Regions from separate parts of the Homo sapiens genome. Here region 1 is linked to region 2. Evidence: chromatin loops called from intact Hi-C (ENCODE). Cell type or tissue: prostate gland. All regions are shown on one strand. Each heading gives the region's core, and the rest is flanking DNA. Links, peaks and the distances in the headings are about the cores only.

Region 1 (12,176 bases), core at 3,424-5,923, 160 kb before region 2:
TGAGCCAAGATCACACAACTGCACTCCAGCCTGGCAACAGAGTGAGACTCCGTCTCAAAAAAAAAAATAATAATAATAATAAAAATAATTCCACCTGTACCAAACGATTGGCAAATAAGTGCATATTTATAAGTTTAAAATCATGTTTAAAAGAATTTGACCATCCTTTCCTATTATCAACCATTATTCCAGATTATATCAGATTAAAGGAATTCTTTACCACTCAACCTCAGCATGGGTAGAACATTTTCCAGTTTGGGGGCAGAAACAGGGTAGTATCATCTTCTGAATACCAGAACCTGACACATCCACATGTGAGCTGCAAAGATACACCTCTGTGATACTTAACCTCCAAGACATGCCCCCTTCCCACACCATCCTCGTGTGGATCTGTGGATCTTTATTTCCTGGAGTTCACACCTTGTATAATTCTCACTCTCATTGAATCAGGCTGTCCTATGTGATCAATAGAATACACTAGAAGTTATGGTATATGACTTCCAAGGCTGGTTCATAAAGACGTCTTGCTTAGTATCTTGAATAACTCACTCTGAGAGAAGCCAGCCACCATGTTTTGAGGCCACTCAAGCAACCCTGTGGAGAGATTCGGGTGGGGAACTGAGGACTCTTGCCAACAGCCAGCACTAACTTTCCAGCCATGTGAGTGAGCTGCCTTGGAAGTGCATCCTCTAGTCCTGGTCAAGTCCTCAGATGACAGCCATAGCTGACATCTCATGAGAGATCCCAAGCCAGAACTACCTGGCCAAGCTGTTCCCAGATTTGTGACCCATGGAAACTGTGAGAAATATTAAATGACTATTGTTGTTTTAAGCCATTATATTTTGGAACAATCTGTTATGCAGCTTTAGGTAACATGGAATTTCCCAAACAGAGCAGCTATTTCTAAGCAGGGAGAACCGGAGGTGAATCATATTGAGTACTATTAGCAAGAATGCCCACTCTACTGAAAGTGCAAAGGACACACTGATTTTTGTCCTCATTAATTACATAAAATAAAACTGGAGATTTTTTTTTTTTTTTTGAGTTGGAGTCTTCCTCTGTCGCCCAGGCTGGAGTGCAGTGGTGTGATCTCAGCCCACTGCAACCTCTGCCTCCTGGGATCAAGTAATTCTCCTGTCTCAGCCTCCAGAGTCACTGGGATTACAGGCGTGCGCCACCACACCTGACTAATTTTTGTATTTTTAGTACAGGTGGGGTTTCACCACATTGGCCAGGCTGGTCTCGATCTCCTGACCTCAGGTGATCCGCCTGCCTCAGCCTCCCAAAGTGCTGGGATTATAGGCATGAGCCACCACGCCCGACCTGATAAAATGTTTTAAAAGTTCATTTTGAACTGCTTCTGGGACAGAATGACAACACAAAACAAGTTTTCTCAATAGTTTGATATTCAAGAGTAAGGAAGAGTGAAGGGGCATCAGAGAGAGAATCATTTTCCTCCTGTTCATACTTTAAGCCTCACCTACACACATCATACCCCTTAGCAGAATAAAAGGGGCCTGTGAGAAACTTTGGGGATCATCCCAGTCAGGGTGTGCTTTAGGAACCCTGGGTTCCCGGCACAATTCCATGAAGATTCTCCACCACATAGAGTGAATATGTTTCTCTTGTTAGTTTCAAAGGATAGCACTCTTATAATAATAGCAGGCCTAATAGCAGCAATGCTTACTGGCAGGTTGGTCATAGCTTAGTGAGCACTGGTCAGAAACATTTATCACTTTTTTCCTCTTCACAAAACACACATTAAATCTTGAGAAATCAAATGAAGAGACTCTAGCAGTATCTTTGGTGCTTCAGCCTGAACAGCCCAAATATAACCAATTGCATTTTCCTAACCGTCCTCCCCTCTGATTGCTAAGCCATGGATCTGATGCTTGCACCAGGAGTGGACCCTCTCCCCTCCTCTGACACTGCACTTCAAAATCACTACCAAAATGGAGATGCCTTTTTTTTCCTCAGAAGGAAAATAAGAGAAAGCTAGTTGAACAGGGATTAGAGGTAAATCCACCTCCTCAGATGATGAAACAACTTCTAAAATGTCTTCGTTCGTCCTTCTCACCCCAGTCTCATTTAAATTTTCTATCACTTTGATCACATCAATATTTTGCTTAAGAACCTGAAATGACTTTCTGATGCCATCCAAATAAATGCCCAGGCATATTAGGAAGATATTCAAGACCCCTGGTAACCAAGCTTCAAATCTGACCTGAAGGTACCGTTCCAGTTTTATCTCTACTGACGACTCATGGATGTGAACCTGGGTCCTTGACAAATGCTGGCTTTTCTCAGACTCTACCAAACACTCATATGTCTCCTACTTCACTCCTGCTATCCTCTTTCCCTGGAATGCTCTCCTTCCAATCACCAGCCTTCTACACTTTCTTGTAGCTTAGTTGTTTCAACACCACATGCAACAGACGCCCTCTTATGACAATGCCAGAGATGGCTGCCACCTCTAGTGGCACTTCTGTGCCACTCACAAGACATTTGTTTCTTATTAAGAGTGCAGTAACTATCCAGGTTCTTTATGTCTCGTCTCCCTCCAAGCTTGTGAGTACCCAGAGGATAAGAATCAGATTTCTTTTATTGCTGTTCCCCCCACACACCTAGCAGTGTCCTTGGCATTTACAACTACCATAATATGATGAATAAATGAATATTGTTGCTTTTCTAAAACTTATTTTACTGACTCATATATACATTTATTTCAAAGGAAAAGCAACAAAAAGACAAGAGCAGGGATGTGACATGAGATGGATGGTGCTATTTCCCTGAATAGCTGCACCCAAGTCTTCCCACTTAGCTGTTTTTCATCTTCACATCCAATCATTTAGCTTCATTTGATTGGAATGACTACAGGTTCCTCTTATAAAAGAGTGTTAGAAGTTGGCAATATTGGTGGCTTCCTAGAAGGTATGACTAGGTGGGAACTTAAAAAAGTCCTTTCCTCCTTGAATGCATTCTTTAAAAAATATTATTTACTGATTTCTGAAATTCCTCCATTTGAGATTTTTTTTTAAGTAATTATCTTCAGGAGAGGTCACACTTAAGGCAATGACAATTATTATCAACAATAACGATGATAAAAGGTGATATGGTTTGGCTGTGTCCCCACCCAAATCTGCTCTTGAATTTTAGTCCCCATAATCTTCACATGTCATGCAAGGGACCTGGTGGGAGGTAATTGAATTGGGGGCGGTTCCCCCCATGCTGCTATTCTCCTGATAGTGAGTGAGTTCTCAGAAGATCTGATGGCTTTATAAGGAGCTTTTCCCTCTTTGCTTGGCAGTTCTCCTTCCTGCCATCATGTGAAGAAGAATGTGTTTGCTTCCTCTTCTGCCACGATTGTAAGTTTCCTGAGGCTTCCTAAGCCATGCAGAACTGTGAGTCAATTAAATCTCCTTCTTTTATAAATTACCCAGTCTTGGGCAGTTCTTTATAGCAGCGTGAGAATGGACAAATACAAATGGCCTGTAAGAAATAAGGTCTAGGGACCAAGGAAGTTGAAAAAGAAAAGGTAAAAGAAAGGATCACCAAAAAGGGGAAGTGTTAAGATGCTTAAAAAAAACCCCATAATTTGTTGAATTTGCTGAAGCCTGGCTTTATCCCTAGTAGAATTTTGTAAGGTGACTTTTCACAGATCAGAAAACCTCTCTGCTGATAAATAACCAAAATCCTGATATTTTTTAAACCCACCAACCCCTAGCTCTAACATAATTGCCTATGATAGAGAGCCAGCTGTATCCTTGTGATGTAATTATTTTCTTTCTAGGGTCCATCTTGCGGATTTGTGTGGATGTGCACAAGTACCACATGTGTGTACACACACGTGCTCCATAGGCACTGGGACCTCGCTGATCCTTTACACCCCACTCATTTTCCCTCCTCAGATGATACATCAGAAGCACATTGTGATTTCTGGGTGTGTATTAAAACATGATCTATGGAAAATAAATTAACCTAATAAAATATATTCAAATGATCAAATGTCCTATAAAGGTAATTTGAGAGAGGAAAAAACCTGCTGGTTTTGATGGCAGCTTAAAATATCTCTTATTTCTCATAAATAATACGGTAGTTAAATACCCATTTTACTTATATCATGTTAATGAGTTCTAGATGCCATTCCCAAATGCTCATCCTTCTCTCATTAAGCCTTCCCAATAATAGTGACAATAACAATAACAACAATGATCATATACAACAAAGACCAAAGATCACTGGAAAGTTTTCTTCCCCAAAGAGGAATTTTTGAATGGCTGCACTCTGCGCCTTGAATGCATTATGGTTAATTTCAGATTCCGAGGATGATTAACTCTGACTGGTGGAATAAAAGGCCACGACCAATTATTATTCAGAAAAATCCTGCTGTTTAGCCAAAGAGCGTACAGTGCAATCCAGTCCTTGATGTTCCTGTGATAAACGCTCACATGACAAGGTTATTTGGTGTAGAGCAGCCAGAGTGGTTGCTATGGCAACCTGTTCACAATGCTCATAAATCTGAGGTGTAGTTATCCTTGCTGTGTATGCAAAAAAAAAAAAAAAAAGGAAACAAAAAAGGAAACCTACAAAGCCAACTCAAGTGGTTTAATTTACAGTGCTGCCTTAAAAAAAGAAAAAAATAGGCAAATGAATTCTAAGATAATAGACCTCTCCATATTATATTCTTTCACAATACAGGCACTTAGGACTCAAACGCTCTCTTCAACGCCAAAAAGACTTTTAAGATAATCATTATGGTAGAGAATATAGGTCATCATTAGCACCAGGAGTGACAAAAATAAAAGAGGTGGTTAGAAATTCGAGTTTGCCAGCATCAATTGTTTTCCCTTGGCGCAGTTAGCAATGCAAACAGCTGTTGACAGCACATCAGGACAGGTACATCGATGGGGAACAAATGGCTTTTTCAGTCGCTGCTTCCCAGAAATGATGGGCTGTAAGTCTAACAGGCCAAAGGTCAAGCAGACAATGATGAAATATCCCCCACAGACCCAATGTCAGGTGGTTCGATGTTAAGATCGCTGTGATATGGTCTCTCAGCCTTGATTTCAGCTCCACTCAGCCCCATTAGAAATAAGGGCAGCCTATTAAACCAGCAGGTAGCAAGGCTTTTCTCATTTCGGGTATAAGCTCCCTGGCCACCTGGCTTTTTGACCCCCTGTGGTTTATTTCAACCATTATCAGTTTTCTAAATAAAAATTGGGGAACAGTTGAGCCCATTGAAGTGGTAATTCTTTAACACTTGGAAATGTGAGAGCCATTGGCTCTGCAGTCATCAAGAATGACAGAGAAGTCTAATATGATAATGGCCTGGTTCAAATTAAGACTAATATTTGACTTATGCCATCAGATAGTGAAGATGGCTCGATTACAGAGCTTTGATGGGGAAATTCATTATGTCATCAAGTCCCAGGGTATACACACATACTGGGACACTCCAAGAGTACAAGAAATGACACATTTGTTTGAGCAATACAGAAGTGCTCAGTCGTATAAAATTGGAGAGAATGAGGATAGAAACACACCCCCTGACCCCAGGTCTCAATTCTGATCCAAAGCATGTTTCTTTACTAGTCTGCAGTAAAGAGTAACTACAAGACTTGGGGGCTTCCAGCAACCTGCACGAAAGGTCAAGAATATCCTGACCAAGAAATTTTTGGTAGCTACATACCTGGCTCATGTCAGGGTTAGCAAGTATATACACAATTTATAAAAATTTGCTTCACTTAAATTTTCCAGCATGTCTAAAATTCTCAAAATAACCTTTTTGGTTTAAGATACAGCATCTCCTTTAAAAAAGCAGGCACCCTTGTAATTTGGAGAGGTTAAACATGTAGACTTTCATGCAAAGAAGCTGATCGGACTCTGCTGAAAATAAATTAACACACTGGGCACTTAGTATGTGAGGAGCTCTGAAAGGAGAGAAGGGAAGGCTGGGGAATTACAAAAGTTACTTGCCTCTGAGACTATGAGATCCTTGAGGGCATGAACTGTACTTTTCTATATATATATATATATATATATATATATATATATATATTTTTTTTTTTTTTACGCTCGGTGCCTTGCACCGCACCTGGCATGTGAAAAGGCCCACTGTATCCTAGATGAATTGATGCAATTATAAAATTATTTGAAAGAAGACTAACTTTCCTCTGAAAAAGTGGATTGCATGAATGCCCAAATATTCTTTTTTTTTTTAAGTTCTGGATTACATGTGCAGAATGTTCAGTTTTGTTACATAGGTATACACGTACCAAAATATTCTAATTCAGATTCTGTTGGATACATGGATGGATAGGTAGGAAGAGAGAAGAGACTGATGAGAGAGGGAAGAAGGACTTTTCTCCCTTTTAAATTGTTGGGTACTTCAGAAGAGTCCCCTGTTCCCAAACAGTTCATTATTCTAGAATTCCAAAAATCATGGAAGATTCTGAGTGTGCCATTATTATTTAGCTAGGGCCACTTCCCAGCTGAGAATCACCCAAGGTGAGGTTTTAGTTGAACTTCATGCACTGTACCTCAGCTCAGTCCAGCAATTGTGCATGTTGAGTGCCAGGCTTGACATCCATGCCTGGAGTGGCACACTTTTCTCTTGGCCAGGTCAAAGCTCATTCACCACCCATATGATAATAAATCAGAGTTTTCCAAGACTGACTTGCTCCATTTGCAGTAAATAATAAATTATGCAGGTCCTTATTCTCACAATACTCCACAGCAAGGAATGATTCATGTCCCTATTTGGTAATACTGATGTGGACTTTCTTTAATTGAATACTTTTTTTGTACGAGGCACAGGTCTCATTCTTCAAATATAGACCTCCACGTGATTTTCTTTTTTTTTTACGCTCTATTAGTATACCTGTGGGGGTTTTCACTCACATAATATTTACCTGTATGATCTCATTTGATCTTCACAAAACACCTAACAAGCAGGCACTATGGTTACCTTATTTTATACGTGAGATAACTGTGGCTTAGGTACCAAGTTAAGTACTTTTCCTAAAGTCATACAGCTAGCATGATAAGTTAGTAGAAATGGGATCCAAACTGTTGCTTCAGAACTCCACACATTAACTACCATGGCTCAGCACTGGCAGAAAGAGAATTTCTGATCAACTTGCCAAACAACAATGCTGGAGCTCAAGAAGCCATGTTTCGTAAGACAGTGGAATTTCAAATCTACAATGTTGCCATGACCTTATAATTCTGACTGCTCCTTCTTAAGCAGGGAGAGGAAAGAGTGCCACACTGAAAGTCAGGAACTAGGGTCTGAGTCCAGATGAGGAGAAAGAAGAAAGAAAACGGAGCTGAAGAATGCCAAAATAGTATCACTGCTTGAATATATTAGTTTTAACTCAAGCACTCTTTGATGGAACCACCTTCATTGGCCTCCTCATCATATTGCAACACAACCCTACAAGTATCTCTACAATTTTACTGTCTCAGCAGGAGGCCCTATTGCTTAAAAGAAAAAAAGTCCTTTTCTGGATGTAGAAACAATTGAGTTTCTTGTTACTAAAGGGAGGAGATTCTCCGCAACAAATTTGCTTAAGAAAACCTCCCGATGCCCTTTCTCTGTAGATCTGTAGATAACATGATAGCATTAGATAACATAAGCTACTCTGTGTAATTATCTTTTTATACATAAGCATTGGCTCCCCTCCTGGACCATAAGCTTCTTTCGGATGGACCCTAGGTTCTATTTGTCTTTATCTTCTCCCTAATGATTGACAAAAAGCATTTCAGAAAAACAACAGTAATGAAAAACGGACAACCTTAAGATGGTTTCTGATTTCAAGAAACCAGATTCTTTGAAAACAAATCTGGTCCCCGCACTTTTGCTTTCTCTTGAAAAACCAGAAGATCTGGTGACACTTGTCCCAAATTCTTGCATGGAGATGAGCAGTAGCTATTCCCTTCAGTTAGGGCTTGCCACACTTCCACCCTGTCACCTCCACTTACTTAGACCACCTGCCTGGCCATATGAGCATTTGGTTGTGAGAACCCCACAACAAAGAGGTGAGAAACAGGAAAGGGCAAGTCCCTATGACTCAGCCTTACAGCATTCTTCTACCATCTCAGGGGTGGCTGCTGTGATACAGCTCATCCACCATGATGTGTGCTAGTGACTTCTGTCCCACTTGAGTACACTTTATCTATCTTACTGTTTACCCCCAGAGAGAAGGGGTCCTCATGGCAAGAATATTTCAAGGGACTGAGGAGAAGCAGATGATTCCTCTGGGGGGTGAGGTTCTGGGCTGGCTCTAGAAGTGATGATGAAAGCAGGCACATGAGCCCTTGCTCCTGTGAAAGTCCCCAGTTTGAGCCAAGAATATCAGCCAACCTGGCAGGACCACAGGTTGCATTTAGGAATATAAGTTAGAAGACCTGAAACTTTCCTGTTTTCTCTCTTCTCAGTTCTAGTGACTGCTAATTTACTAGTTATTAGGTCAAAGAGTTAAGCAATGAAAAGCACGGTGAACAAAAATACCTATGGGAGGTACACTGATTTCCCAGGATAAAACATTGTTCACTGTGGAAAAAAATCCCCACAATACTATGACCTTGTAAAATCTCCCAGCAAAGCTGTCACCCCATGAATAAGACCTTGGCCTTACTCTGCAATCTTCATTCAGTTGTTCAGCAGCTTATGCCAGGCAAGTCTTGAGGCAGTGGGAGATGCAACAGCAAACTAACAACAACAAAATACTTGGTTCCTGCTTTTAGGGGCATATGCTTCATTTGGGGAGACAGATACTGATTAAATAAGTGCCAGGATGGAAGGAGAAAGGAATCCTATGGACGGATTCAGACTTTTTCTTGGTTGGGAGTGCATGTGTTCATGGAGGAGAGGGTGTCTCCAGGGAAAGCTTCCTTGAAATACTGGAGTTTCAGGATACTGGCTGATACTGACTCAATCATCCATGACATCTGTTCTGGTGCTCTTCACAGAGTAGGTGCTGCGGACCTTTGTACCAGGGGATCCCACCAAGACCACCATATTAACTGCTCCTCATCTCTAAGGTCAAGCATCTCATCTTCTGGTGGCTTTATCTGACATTCACTGTTCTTCCCTGGCTGAGTGGTCCTCAGTGGCCTTCCCATATTTTCCTCTCAGCTCACTACACATGTGGTAATTGTAAGCCAAGGACTTATCATCTTTATTACCTGTGCATCGGAAACTGGGTGTATGTTTTGGGTGAATGTTGAGTGGATAGCGATCTAGAAGAAAAGAGAGATGGCACGGTTTGCACTTTGGGTGGCTTGAGGGAGCTGAATCTGTGTGATATGGGGAAGACTCAAATCTGTTTTGTGCTCACAAAGGTGAAAAACGATATCCCTTCACTGTGCTTCTGTTGTATAATTTCCTTCACTAGAGTTTTTAACAAAATAAAGTTTTATTTCTAAGGCTAATTCCTTTGTGTCCTAAGACTGAGTTGATGAGATTCCATTTATCTTAATAAAAGCAAAGGAACTAATTTAAATTAGCAATTTCTGGTGAGATTACCAGGCTAAATACAAAAGCACTGGATAAATTTACACATTAAGCTCCTGTGTAGTCCATGTCTAGCACTTAATCACACACACACACATAGCACACAGAGTCAGTTCTCAATGTTTGCAATCATTATGTTTTATAAAGTTGCTGCAAACACTGAATTAGTGAATTCTGAACTATTGCTCGTAAGGGAATACAGGGTTAGGTTCCTGCAAGCTTCTTATCACATCATTGTTGCCAATCAATACATAATCTTGCTTTATGTGTGTTTCTGTTTAAAGTATAAGAGTGTAGTTAAAGTATAAGAAAAATAGAACCTAGGGTCCATCTGAAAGAAGTTTATGGTCCTGGATGGGGAGCTAATGCTTATGTATAAACAGATAATTATACACAGTAGCTTGTGTTATCTAATGCTATCACGTCATCTACAGATCTACAGAGAAAGGGCACTGGGAGGTTTTCTTAAGCGAGGAAGTCTGCCAATGCAAGAAGGCAGAGCATAGCTTTATTTATCTCAGCTGGAAATGTGCACATCAGGTGACTCAAAGTTTTCACCACTCTGCACATGTCTGTGGAAACACTGGATTATTGATTTGGGGGTCACAAATACATTTTAGGGAGTAGGCTAATTTGTAAATATGGAATCCACAAACAATGATGATCAACTGTATATATAATATAGAGAAATACACCTGTATACTTAAGTATATTCCTCAGTGCTGTAGCTGGCTGTAGTGAGTGCCCAATAAACAGTTTTTACATAAATAAGATTTGTTATTCAATATAGTAGAAAAATAAAACATTTTAAGAGAGAGTTTATATATATATCATATGAGGTTAGGCAGTAACGCATATTTAGTAGTAAATGCTACTAAACCTAATTTAATTTTTTGATAATGCACCTCATAGATTTATATTAAGACCATCCCAAATGACCTGCCCATGAAAGTTTATGAAGTTTGCTTAAAGTAAAACAAGTTATCTAGAACAAGAGTCCCTGACCCCTGGGTCATAGACTGGTACTGGTCTGTGGCCTGTTAGAAACCGGACCACACAGCAGAAGATGAGCGGCGGGCAAGTGAGTGAAGCTTCATCTGTATTGACAGCCACTCCCCATCACTTGCATTACCACCTGAGCTCCGCCTCCTGTCAGATCAGCAGCGGCATTAGATTCTCATAGGAGCGTGAGCCCTGTTGTGAACTGTGCATGGGAGGGCTCCAGGTTGTGTGCTCCTTATGAGAATCTAATTCCTGATGATCTGTCACTGTCTCCCATCACCACCCGCTGCCCCCCAGCATAGGACCAACTAGTTACAGGAAAACAAGCTTAGGGATCCCACTGATTCTACATTACGGTGAATTGTATAATTATTTCAATATATATCACAATGTAATAATAATAGAAATAAAGTACACAATAAATGTAATGTGCTTGAATCATCCTAAAACCACCCTCCAACCCCGGTCTGTGGAAAAATTATCTTCCACACAACCAGTCCCTGATGCCTAAAAGGTTGTGGACTGTTGCTCTAGAATATACTCCTCATGCTGATTTAGAATAAAACAAAAGCACAAATCATTTTTTACTTGATCTTTTTGCTTCTTCATTTTCATCTAAGGACCATCCTGTAAACTGTCTTCTGGGAAAGGGGTGGGTAGGAGGAAAGCTCCCCAGGAGGCTCAGTGGTTGGGTTGATTTTGAGAGGGGAAATGTCGTCTTGTGAAACTTTACGGTTTTCTGTTTTATTTTCACTATCAAAGTTATAAAAGGGTTTAATAATACTTTGGGGAGTGAAGAATTATGGATGCCAAAAGGTTTGCTAATAAATATCTTGCTTTATATTTAGAAAAATACAGACTCAAGAATGAAGATTACGGTAGGCAGAGAAGAAGGGAAGGAAGGTAGAGAGATGACGGAGTAGCCGTAGGCATTGACATGACCCCCAGAACCAATTTTCAGTGGCCCAGGGTGAAAATAATAAAAACAAGAATAGTAGCTCACACATACATCACACTCTCTTGCTCTCATCTAAAATATCTTGCTTAGTACTCATAACAGCTCCTTGCAGTAGATTATGTCTACATTTTAAGAATGAGAACCTGGAGACTCAGATGCATTTGTTGACTTCTAGGATCTCAATTCTAGCAGCAGAGTAGAAAGCAGGACTTGTCAGTCCAAGTCCAGGGCTCTTCTACTTCTCCTTGGGGGGCTGCAACTGGACAGCTGGAGCTCTCAGACAAATGTTTGACACACAGAAGTTAAAAGGTATGTGAACGGTCCAAGAAACTGAGCCAATCCCAGATTGCATTTTGTTAAGTTCACAGGCTCAGAGCATTGGTTAATAAAACGACTGTTGTGCTCAATGTACACCTCTCATTTTTAAGATAAGAAATTCAAGGCCCAGAGAGGTAAAGTAATATACACAAAGTCACACAGCTAGTTGGTCATAGAACCTGGTCTTGAACTCATGTATCCATATTCTGGGTCCTCTTTTTGTCAGCCTTACATTATTTCTACTCTCATCACACTCTTTTTCTCACACTTTCAACAGCTTCAACAATTTTGAATTTTCACGATGTAGTTTCAAATACATGGTGTGGGGAAATCCTCTCTGTGGTCCACAGATAAGAATTGCAGACTTCCCCGCTGTATTAA
Region 2 (12,176 bases), core at 4,186-6,685:
CTTCATGATGTGACTCAGAATACTATTTAATTCTTCTGGGTATAGCAACTTGTGACTTCCTAACTAAACTGTAGGTTGTTCAAGGGCAAGGACACATGTGCCTTGTGTTTATGCCTTCCCTAGTATGATCCATTGCACAGAGGAGCTGCTCAATAAATATCTAATGATGGATTGATTCATAAGGTCCTAAAGCCAATGTTCTCCTATTTCGTGATTTTGCTTCAGGCTAACTTGTCATCTGTGTATATTTTAACAAACTTGGAAAATAGAAAATTCTCTAGTGCTAGAACTGGTCTTCCCTGAACTCTGTCAGAGTTTGCTAAGGGAGTAGTTAGCTTTTTGACATCCCTCCCTCCCATTCCCCCTCTACCAAAAAAATCATTCCATTAGCACCATATCTGAGAAGACAAATTCAGAAATACTGAGCCCAATGCTCAAGCTTTGTGCTCTACCGTTATTTTTTCTCTTGTCTGAGGGACAAAACAAATCCTGCCATCTACTTCCCCAGATTACTCCTTTATATTCTTTTCTTCCAAGAATATACCTTCAGAGTAAACTTGGGCTTCAGTGCTTGGCAATTACTAAAGAAATAAAATATTACCCTTCTCGTTAAGCATTTTGGCCACATTCTTCTTGGTTCCATTTTCAATATCTAAAGTGCAGTGCTCCTTCAGTGCCCTTGAAGACATACTTGTTTCCTTACTGAATGCATTATTCCATAGGAAAAAAAATCTTCATTCAATTTATGAATCACTCTTATCTTTACTCTTCACCTTTCCTTCTCTTTGTATTTCTCTCACTTACATACTTCTAAATTATTTCTGGCCAAACATAAGGCAGCCAACTTGGAATCCTGAGTCTGTAGCTATCTTTATGATCATTCTTTTGGTGCCATTTATGTGAAATGAATTCCCATAGATTTGGGGCACACTGCAAACTCCTTTCATTTTTCCAGACAGCAGCAATTGTGCTGTGGCGAATTATCCAAATGCTGTTTCTTTCCCCTGCCCTGGGTTGTCATTTCTCTCCAACATATTATTTCTTCCTGTTTTGCCTCTATGACCCTACAGTGGACATAATTCATGATTCCAAGGAACTTTATTGCTGTCCTAACCCTAAAAATTATTCCAGAGTGATAGGGATCTTTCTCCACCCTCTGAGCAGGAGAGAGGAGATAAGAGTGTACCACTGAAGTTTTCCAAACCTCCCTTTCTTTTCTGCCTGATGTCTTACAGGCCAAAACCACTGCCTTCTATTTGAAAAGCAACTGTAGGGGTTAGAAGGCAGTGTAGCTCCAGAGCTCAGGGAAATCCACGTGTGAGTGTGCCAGTGTCAGCATATGAAGGGACACACTCCAATGAGAATGGTAGTTCCTGGATGAGACGCTGCACTTCTCTGAGGTGATGTAGAGATCAAGGCAGCTGAGAGAAGTGCAAGGCCTGGATTTGAAGAAACTACATTGAGTTCCAGTTCTTCCACCTTCAAATTCTCCTCTAGGAGCCTGATCAAGTCACACCCCTAGTCATCTTTGGAAAGGGGAGAGACAACTTCCATCTCCCTCACTGAGCTGTCATGGGGATCAATGATCTCAGTACTGGTCAAAGCATTTACAAACTGCAAAGGACCACGTGGATGACGTTACTGGAAAATAAGATACTATAACAAAGAATAAAAGGATGATTATTAAAATGGTCATCCAAATCAATTGATCAATATAATTTGCACTTATTATGTCAGGAAGAAGCAATAAGAAAGGTCCTTGCCTACAAGAAGCTTAAAGTTCAGTTGAGAAGACAAAAGTACCTAGCTTATCCAGACTTACACAGCTGGAACCCTAAGAAAGCAGATCAAATCAGGTGCTAAATTCTGGGCTGTAGCATATTGCAATGGTTCTAAGATTTCAGAGGTTTAAATATTTCAGATAGGAAATAATAATATTGATCAAATGTTCCTACTCCTGATACTGGTAATGTTTTCACTGTTGCAACAGGGGTGGTCTGTGAGATTCGGGCACTTCTGGGCATCTGTGCTCCTGGGTTATGGTAGGCTCCTGGGCACTATGTCCTACCATTGTCAACCTCCCATCACAGAAAGGAGGGATGGGAGCCCAGTGTGAGCGTGCAGAGTCCAGGCTTTAGTGTCAGTCAGCCTCGTTCAAATCACATCTCCAAAAGTAACAACAGGTGACCTTGGAAAAGTGATTTATGCCTTTTATGCCTTGGGGGTTATAACTGTAGCTCGCTCATAGGATGGTGGTGAGAATGAAACGGGGGTCTAGGATATGCCAAATATGAAGAACAGTGCTTGGCATATACTAAGTGCTCAGTAAATGCTCATGACAGTTGTGACTACTGTAGTTGTTATTATTACAAGTGTTTTCCAAAGTGCTTCATTTGGGAGCAATAGTCCTTGTGCGTACTAGTTGTGCCTGATATTTCTCCCAGAGGATGTTCTGTGGCTCAAATATGTGATAATTGCCACCTTTTACATGAAAAACAATGCACATACGTTTTGAAACTTGGGAGAAATCCTTAAAGAGATTGAACTTTAGCCAACCTAGGTAATATAAACATACTTGACTATGGGGCCCTTGGGTCCTACTTAACACCAGTGATTTTATACCTTCTCCGCAGGGCACACTTTGGGGAACCTCCTCTATGAGGTTGGAGAAATGGAGGAAATCTCCAATATACTGATATTTTAAGATTGCCAAGAGCTACATAGAAATAAAGAAATCAATTGGAAACAATATTAACCATATTGTAATTTCTAAAAACTCATGACTTGCATATTTTAATTACTAGCTCATTATTTGATTAAAATTGATTGAAATATTAACTTTTCTTCTTGCTGGCCAATAGCTGACCTGCCATTTTATTAAAAGAAGAGAGGAAGAACTTAAGAATTAGCATACAAAGTCTCAATAATGGCAGAAGGGCCATAAGGTATGCATTAGGATTACATGTGTCTCATGCACTGGTAAATACAAAAGTTAGGAATAACTTCCTAGACAACTTAGTCTATTACGTGTGAATTTATCTAAAACTCCTCAGTGTCCATCATCCCTGGAACAACTAATTTCCAAAGTCAAATTGCCACTTTATAGAGTCAATGGATCCAAATGCAGTGATCAGTTTAATGTTCACTTCCATCTCTTTGAAAATGTGTCACTAAAACCAACTTCTACACAAGCCCATCTTGAAAACACTGTCACTCTTTCACATGGGTCCTTCAGAAGAACATGGTAGAGGCATCAGGAAAGAAGGTAAGGGTAGCAGGATGTGACAAAATTTAATGTCTGGCATTGTCTATAGAAATGTAAACAAATACAATTTATCCACATTAGAGCATACAATCTGCAGACAAGAGCAACACTGGTCCATGTAAAGGGGTAATATACGGCCATTTCATGGCCTTGACCATGAGCCCCAGCCTAAGGGACATCACAGGGTACTTATGATGTTTGGTTGACCTTTCAAGGTCTTTCCAGAGCTGATATTCCAAAATCCTAATTTAGGTTATACCTGAGATTTGCCCCTTTTCCCTTTCTTTCCCAACACAGTCAAGAAAAATAGTTTTGAGAAGTAAAAACTGTAAACCATTAGGTTCTGATTTTGGTCATCAATTGGTGATAGCAAGTTTCCTGTTGGATTTGAACCTTCCAGAATCTGTCTTAATGATAGTTCTATCATTGGTAACTAACCCTTTGTTAAAATGAAATTATCACATCAGAGAAGCAACACAAAAGTATGATCCATTAAGATGCCTTCCACCGAATTGAGTTTAACTGTTCCTTAGCACAGGATTAGCTAAGAGGGAATGAGGCATTGGAGTTGTAAGAATCACAGAGAAGGAGAGGCAGGACACAGAAGGCCATTCTTGGCCCTGCACAACACACCTATCAGGAGTTCTCCAGGCAGTTGAACTATCATAAAGAAGTGCCAGGTTTCAGTGGAATTCAAAGAGATGGAAGGGGGTGATTGAAATGAAGATGATGTCAACTTATTTTTTTCCCCACAATTTAGCTTTGGGCTGGCCCTGTTGCTGACACCTCATTCTTCTGTAGCAGCCATAGTTTATCTATTTCTGTTCCTTTAACTCCCAGTGAGAAACAACAATCCAAATACTTCAGTAAGAGTTTTCTCCTCTTTCCTCTACCGTCTGAGATCTAACTAGGGAATGTTAGATAAAAGGTACCACCAGTCTCTTCACCAGGAAATATCAAGTACCCTGGGGATAGGGGTGGACATTTGTTCCGGCACCTCCAGAACGCTGAGTCCCATAACCCAGCTTGTCAGTGGGCGAGACAAAGGCAGGTGTCAGGAATCAAAAGTACAATGACTGCCCCAATTATGAAAGGCTGAAGTCAATTCAAAAGGCTTAGTCTTTTAAGATCTCTAGAAAGCATACATCCGGGCCTTTCTATGCTCTCTGGGATCCCTCTGCCTGGAGGTTTCTGAGAGGTAAAGGGCGGAGGAGCTGCCCACAAAACTCTGCCAAGGACACCATTGAAGGGGGTGCAGGGGGTGCAGGGGCTGGTGGCTTATGCTTTTCCTTTTTAAATATATATATATTTTCCCCCTGCTAGTTAAAACCACAAGTATTTGAAATAATCCCAGAGGAATGAAATCTCAGACCTGTGGAATGTCAGTCGTGGAAATTAAATGGACACCACGTGACCTAGCACATGCCACTGTGGAAAATAAACATGTGGTCCTGAGCAGACCTGCTGTTGACTCTAACATCTTGAGATGACAGGCAATCACTTTCTGAAACCACGGCCAAAGGTAGAGTTCTCCAAAGGTTTCAATCAAGGGTCTTTTAAAGCAAATTGACTATTTGTCTGTGATTCTCTGGCAAAGTAGGGATCTGCTCTTGAATGCTGGACAATGGAGCCCCGGACAAAGCTGCTAAACACACACAAATGCGCTCTCCCTTTTTGGCCACAAAAGACCATGCTGTAAAGAGCCATCTTGCTCAATCCTGCTTGCAGCTGTGCAAAATCAACATCTCTCTCTCTCTCTATTTAAAAGGAGCAATGAGGATGGCTTAACTCTGGTGTGACACTAGAGGTGATGTGAGCCAGCAGTAGGAAGAGAAAACAGCAGGGTGCTACAGCAAGCCCCTGGGAGAGGGAGAAAGTCTGGGTGGATATAAATGCAGAGCCGGAAAAGATGCAGAGAAAGAGAAAGGGTAGCACAGTGTGTTCGGGGGGAATGGGAAAAGAAGAGAGAGAAGGAAAGAAGCAGGAAATGGAAGTGAGTATGGTGAGAGAATTGGCAAGATGGCCATGTGGAGGTAAAGGGGATGGGTAGGGGAGCAAGTGTGCTGGTATTCCTTTCCCTTCACACAGCATTACTAATGCAGAAGGCCAGGCCAGCCAGGCACTGTGCAGCTGGAATCAATCGGAGTAAATGTGGGCGGCTGCCCAGGCCTGCCCCAGGGAAGGGTTGGGAAGTCCTTCCCTCTGGTTTGGCAAAGCCCAGCTTGAGCCTGCCAGCATCATTGGCCTCCTTGGGGCAGCTATGGGGCGCAGGAAGAACGTGGCCCCCTCCAGGCTGCTGCAAACGGAAACCCAGGTCAGGCCCCTGAGGATGGCTTACGGTCCCCCACACCCCACTCCTTGGTGACCTCTTATTTTCACCGAGATTGCTGAAATAAAGAAGATTCAAATAGAGGATTTCTCTCCTCAAACATAGAGACAAGGGAGTGTGGATTCTTCCCAGAGAAAAAGCAAAATCCAGTCAGCTGCCTGCAGGCCTTCAAAGCATGAAAATTGAGGTTGTTTCACAGTCTATGGAAGCAAAAATCTTCACCAAATTGTGCAGTTGGATGGTTTATATTTGCACTTCTCTCCTCTTCCCCTGAGGACCCCTTTCCAAATTTTCAGCATCTCAGCTCATGTGATGGAAATATGTGTGTGGCCTCTAATATGTTAGCTCACTTGCTCTGGGCTGAAGATGCCTAGTGGCTGACATGTGTCCAGGACTTGTCTTCAAGGCTGCTTTCAAGATCCTCTAGGTTCCTGTGTCTCTCCCCAGGGTGCCAGGACTTGGAGTCAAAACCAAATACAGGACATGACAATTTACCCAGTTAACAGACCATTTACCCAGTTAGTAGAGCTGGAGCTCTATTGGTTCTTTGAGGAGGCACATGGCCAGCTGGCAAGAGTGTCGACTGAATGAGAGGAGCTGGTTGACAGTCCCAGGATGGACACTGCCTGGCTGTGTGATGATCGGCACAGGGATCGTCCCAGGACCTGGGACTCCCCACCTATAAAATAAAGCTATGTGCCTGGATGACCCCTAGGGCCCCTTCTAGCGTTCGGTCCTTTGGTTCTGCTATGAAACTTCCTCATGTCCCCCTCATGTCCACTTTCACCAATTTCCAGCAAGCCTTGGATTCAAATAAGATATAATTTGCCCAGATTTCTTTCTAGATATAGAATAGAATCTCCTCACCCACTCAGGCACATGAGAACACTATAGTAAAAACAAAACAAACTATTATTTTCTATAAAAATTTAATTTAGAAAATAGGAATTAAATCAAATATTTCTTAAATCACTTTAATAAGTTCACAAAATTGAAGAAATCTATTTGTTCTCTGAAGATAAGACTTGGAGCCAGAGGTTCAGTTCCATTTTTCAAATGGCTTGGGTTGGGGTGAAGGAGAGGGAAGTATATTCATATATAAAAATGATTAAATGAAAATTTAATCCTTGATTATCCTCCTAACAGCTGCTGATGGAAAATCATGCATGCTCACCAAATTTTAAAGTGCCTGGGCTCTGTGCTTTCAAATTAAGATTTTTTTTTTTTTTTGCAGTCATTTGACTTTTAAAGTTGTAATGAATGTCTGTTTTTCAAAGCATCCAGCATAATGCAGAGAGCAACTATTTTAAGAAGCATTGTGTAGAAGTAATCTGCTCATATCCCCAAATCCCTGGATCTCTCTGCACTCTCTTGGAGCTGCTTCTTGGTCTGCATTCCGTCCTTCGTCCACCGTGTTTTCTATTTTCCCATTTGCTCTTTCCTGCCTCTCAGTACTGGGTGGTCAGGATGCTCCACTTCTCAGCCTGTGTTGGAGCAAGTGTTCTCAAAGTGTTACCCTCCAGCCAGCAACAACAGCATCACCTGGGAAATCATTGCAATGCGAAATATTGGGCCCTACCCTGACCTGTGGAATCAGAAACTCTGGATATACTTCGGCCAAACAATCTGGTTTTAACATATCCTCTGGGTGATTCGGATGCAGAAGGGATTAAGAATTGGAGCAGGAAAAGACTGTAGGGTGGATGGATGCAGCCTTTTTTATTTCATCAGTCATGGCTTTGTTTCCTGAGCACCCCAACATCCATCTTTTTTGAATAGCTGTCCTTATGTTAAATTATCTTATCTGTAGAAATGTTCAAATCTTATATTTAAAAACATGATGGGAGGAAACAGGCATCTTTTGTGACTTTTGTTCTATCCCAGCCTAATCATGCTTTTTAATTCCTATGACCTCTCTCCATTAGGCTCTCTCATTTGCCAAAAAAAAAAAAAAAAAGTCAATATTGCTATGAGTATGTTGCACCAAAGTAAAATTAGAAGTGAAACATCTAACTTTGATTTTAATGTCTCTCAAATTGAGTTTGTAGAGAGTCTGAGCTTTCTCAAGTTTGAACATCATTGATCTAGAACCGTGAGGGTTTCAAATGTGAGTCAGCAGACAGCTCCTGATCCACGCTGAAGTTCTTGTCAGAATAAGGCAAGATGTTTAAGTGAAGAGAGTTTTGTTTTTGTCTTGTTTGCATTTGTTTGCCTGCTTGTTAGGACAAATGACTCCATTTAAATATCTGTTTATGTTCTGGATTATATCCATCTAACTTTTTGTTAATATGTTCTTTACATTCATTGATGTCTATCTATATTTAACAAAGCAAACACTGGGGAACCCTGAGGGACACCCCTCTTAAAAATTGCTGGTGGCAAAATGCAAAAAGTCCAGGAAACACAGATACAGATAATTTCTGAGGTTTTTGTGTGCTTTCAAAATTCTAGCATCTCATCCTCATCTTTCTACTTTCTCAATCTCAGGTGAAAATAGATTTCAAATCTTCTCATGATAGAATTGATTCCTGGGCTTTTTCATGAAGAAAATAAGTCTATGGTTCTGTTACAGATGTTCAGAGGGCAGGGTCTGTCCAGGCCAGAGCTCAACATGAAACTCAGCACACCCTTGGTAGGATTCTCATTGCTGGTCACAATGAAGACCAAGGGCTTTCTATTGCAGAAATAGCTTTCATCAGTAACACAGCCTCTGAGGCAAGCTGTTGCACTAAAGCAAAGATTCGAGGGATGTGTTTCCTCCATGATGATTTTAATGTTCTACAAGCTAATGCGTCTCAGATTCTCCAGACTCTACACCAGGAGAGACTCTGTCATCATCATTAACTGGAGGCTGCTGTATTTGCATAGATACTCTATTTGCTACATGTTATGGGCTTACTGTGTGCTCCCAAAATTCATATGTTGAAGCCTTACCCCAGGACCTTAGAATGTGGCTGTATTTGGAGATAGAGTCTTTAAAGAAGTAATTAAGATAAATCAAGGTCATTAGCATAGGCCTTAATCCACTATGACTGGTGTCGTTATAAGAGGAGGAAATTAGGACACAGATACATACCTTACAGAGGGAAGGCCACGTGAAGACACAGGGAGATGGTCTTCTGCAAGCCTAGGAGACAGGCCTCAAAAGAAACAACGCTGCAGACAACTAGGTCTTACACTTTTAGTCTCCAGGATTGGTGCTTTAAATATCTGTTGTTTAAGCCATTCAGTATGTGTTTTTTTGTTATGACAATCCTAGGAAACAATACACTACCGAGGTTGTGAATCATGATGCATGTGCAGGAGAAGAGTACTTTTCTGACCAAGAGGGTAGTTTGGGCCTCTCGAATATAGTGGAAAGTATTTCCGAGTAAGATTCTTTTCTAAGAATGAATTAATGGCATTTGCAGCAACCTGGACAGAATTGAAGACTATTATTCTAAGTGAAGTAACTCAGGAATGAAAAAGCAAACATAGTATGTTCTCACTCATAAGTGAGAGCTAAACTATGAGGATGCAAAGGCATAAGAATGATACAATGGACTTTGGGGACTCAGAGGGAAAGGGCAGGAAGAGGGTGAGGGATAAAAGACTACAAATTGGGTTCAGTGTATACTGCTTGGGTGATGGGTACACCAAAATCTCACAAATCACCACAAAAGAACTTATGTAACCAAATACTTTAACTGTTCCCCAAAACCTATGGAAATAAAAAATTAATAAAAAGATTCTTTTTCTAATGTCTATGGCTGAATTATGAAGTTTTCTCAACCTGATTTCTCTGCAGCCTTCTGCTAACTCTTTCAGAGGAGCAGTGAATATTATTTCTGGTAGGACCTACACACTTTTCCAGTTAACTTGCCTCAGGCATCTCATCTTCAAAGTTTCCCATAATGTTCACAACTGGCTTTCTATTCAGGAAAACATTCCTATAAAGATAACCTTCTTTCTCACCCGAAGATGTCTCAAAGCCAAAAAAAAAAAAAAAAAAAAAGGAAGAAGCCACTAGCCAGAGGATTCAGTTGTAAGACAAGTACAGGAACATTCAGCCCTTTTGACCTCCTGGGTCTTTCTCAATCCCGGGGCAGCACCATTCAGTGGGTTTCCCATGGAAAATCCTGATCTAATACTACCCATCCCCAGATAGAGCTCTGGAGACAAGGGCAATGGGAAGGATGTTTAGAAAGTAGAAAGAACAGGAAGTGAGTACAGCAACGATGGAAAGGAAAAACTCAAAGTGAGAGAGAAAACAAGAGTCATAAAAATTAGCACAAAGGAAGGAGAGAAAAAAGAGAACAAAGAGGAGAAAATAAGAATAAAATTAATAAGGGGGGGAAGAATTAGGCTATGTATGACAATCACGTGTTATAAAGTAGTCATGGAATAAAACGAGATTAAAATACCAAAGAGGACTAGTTAAAAATGTGGCCCCAAATGTGTGCATGCGTGTGTGTTTGTAAATGGTACTCATGATCTAAAGCCAAAAAGTCAAACTGGACCTAATGCTGTGAGCAGAAAAACATGATATAGATGCTCATTAGTACTGCTTTAAGTGCCTTTTGTTGATTTTAGTCACTTGTTTCTTTAAAGTGACCATATTTTCAGTAGTGTTATCAATGTTTGTTAGTAAATCATATCACATGTGTGAGTTTCCACATGTGGGTTCACATTCCACTTTCATTTCAAATCCAAGATCTGGCCTTAGTGAGGGTCCATCTTTTCTTCTGGTGGCTATTAGGTTGATAATTTAGTCAATGACTCTGATTCATAGAATGAATTCAACATTTTTTTTTTCTTTTTAGAGACAGAATCTTGCTCTGTCACCCAAGCTGGAGTACAGCAGCACAATCATAGCTCACTGCACCCTTGAACTCCTGGGCACAAGGGATCCTCCCATCTCAGCCTCCTTAGTAGCTAGGACTACAGGTGTACACTACCATGCCCAGCTAATTTTTTAATTTTAGTAGAGACAGAGCCTTGCTATGTTGCCCAAGCTAGTCTTGAACTCCTGGACTCAAGCGATCCTCCTGCCTTAGCCTCTCAAAGTGCTGGGATTGCAAGTGTAAGCCACCATGCCTGGCCAAATAGATATTTTCTAAAGGAATTATACCATTCATTGCTGTCAAGGGTTGTGCCTGGATGTAAGGAGAGAGACTATTCATCAGACAGAAGAGGAGATAAAATCAGAGAGGCCAGATGTTTCTTAAAAGACCACACATTCATTGAAATTCAGACCAGTTACTCAACCTCTCTGAGATCAGTTATGTCTTTTCTCAAATGAATGTTTTATAATAGTTGTTTCAAGAATTTTTGAGAATATTAAAAAAAAAACAATGCTTAGAAAGTAAATAGCACAAACCCAGAGCAGCTGCTCAACGCATGTTCAGCACACACACAGGCACACACACACAGTTAGCAATACTCCACCCTTTGCATGTACATACAGGGCAGATAAAAAAAAAAAAAAGGCTGGAGCATGACTATGCAAAAAAAATTTTATAATAGTTTTTAATGAAGGAAACATCTCCAAAAATGTACTTATATAAAATATATTTCCTTCTCTATTGATACTGAGGCAAACACGCTTATAAATGGAGTTATCGGTTGCTCCCAAGTGAAGCTGCTTACACACATGAACAGACACATGTGTATATGTAGTCCTGTGCTGTGCTTGCTATCTTAGAGGTAACCCCCAAAGGACGCTGGCTCCTTTCTTCTATTTCCTTGAAAAGGCACTAAAGGGAATTTAAAAGAGAAAAATTATGGAACGTGGACAGCAATGAAAATATCATTTCACTCAGGTTCATAAATCATTTAAAAATTTCTTCTCTCATTTCCCTCCACCCCGCAGATTTATTGAAAATTTATCACCAGTCCTTTCAGGGAAGCTTTTCCCTGTTTAGAAGAGAGAGGAGAATTTTGACCTAAATTGCCTAAGAGCTAAGCCAGAATACCGTTGAAGTTCTGTGGCTCCATTTCAAAACTAGCTTGTGTTTTACAGAATTTCAAACATCCAAGTCACTTCCAGTCACAGGAGCTAAAATTGGCCAGGGTGGAACTTGTGGCTGTCAGAACTGATAAACATTTCCTGAATGCCAATTGGTTGGAGAGCCATGTCTCTGCATGCCATTAAAATAGTCTGAAGTCTACCTCAACATGTAACCCCAAGTTCCAACTGCTTGTCGGGAAATTGAGACTTTGTTTGAACAAGCTCAACCAACTTTTTTAGTCCCACATTCTGTGGTCCAGGGGTCTTATGAGGGCTGAGATCTCGGGGGGAACAGGCCAAGTCCTCCTGTTTCATGCTGGGATAAGAATAATCAAGCTCAAATCCCTTCTGCCCAGGGATCAGGAACTGTCTGCATGCACTAGTGCCTTTCATGAACCTCAGACAGGCCCTCATGTCTCAAGAACAGAAGAAATAACAATCAAATCAAAGCATCCGGTATTTGCTATGGGACGATAAAATGGGTTTGACAATGACTATGACTTTTTTCTGTGTTGGAGGATCTTTCTTCTCTAAGGCACAGTTTTTCCTTGGCAAAACTGAGAGAGGGTGTTGCTTTTTTGCCACCTCCCTAC

The links. A loop is a pair of places that touch in the nucleus more often than their neighbours do. Peaks named below come from ENCODE experiments on the same cell type or tissue, not always from the same donor. Only the 100,000 strongest peaks of a DNase experiment are listed, where the experiment ranks them.
Region 1: a loop joins it to region 2, with 2.0 times the contacts of the local background. A loop is called at or near these places in 1 of 110 quality-filtered maps.

The regions. Positions count from the first base shown.
Region 1 is chr18:45,408,640-45,420,815 of GRCh38, reverse strand. All of the region lies in intron 8 of SLC14A2-AS1 (SLC14A2 antisense RNA 1), which reads left to right. It also overlaps a transcript of SLC14A2 not described here. Among named protein-coding and RNA genes, the nearest start is that of SLC14A2-AS1, 89 kb to the left of the region's middle. In prostate gland, for the core only: no CTCF peak of the experiment used is centred there; a DNase peak (open chromatin) is centred at 4,465.
Region 2 is chr18:45,248,168-45,260,343 of GRCh38, reverse strand. It overlaps a transcript of SLC14A2 not described here. Among named protein-coding and RNA genes, the nearest start is that of SLC14A2-AS1, 250 kb to the left of the region's middle. In prostate gland, for the core only: no CTCF peak of the experiment used is centred there; no DNase peak of the experiment used is centred there.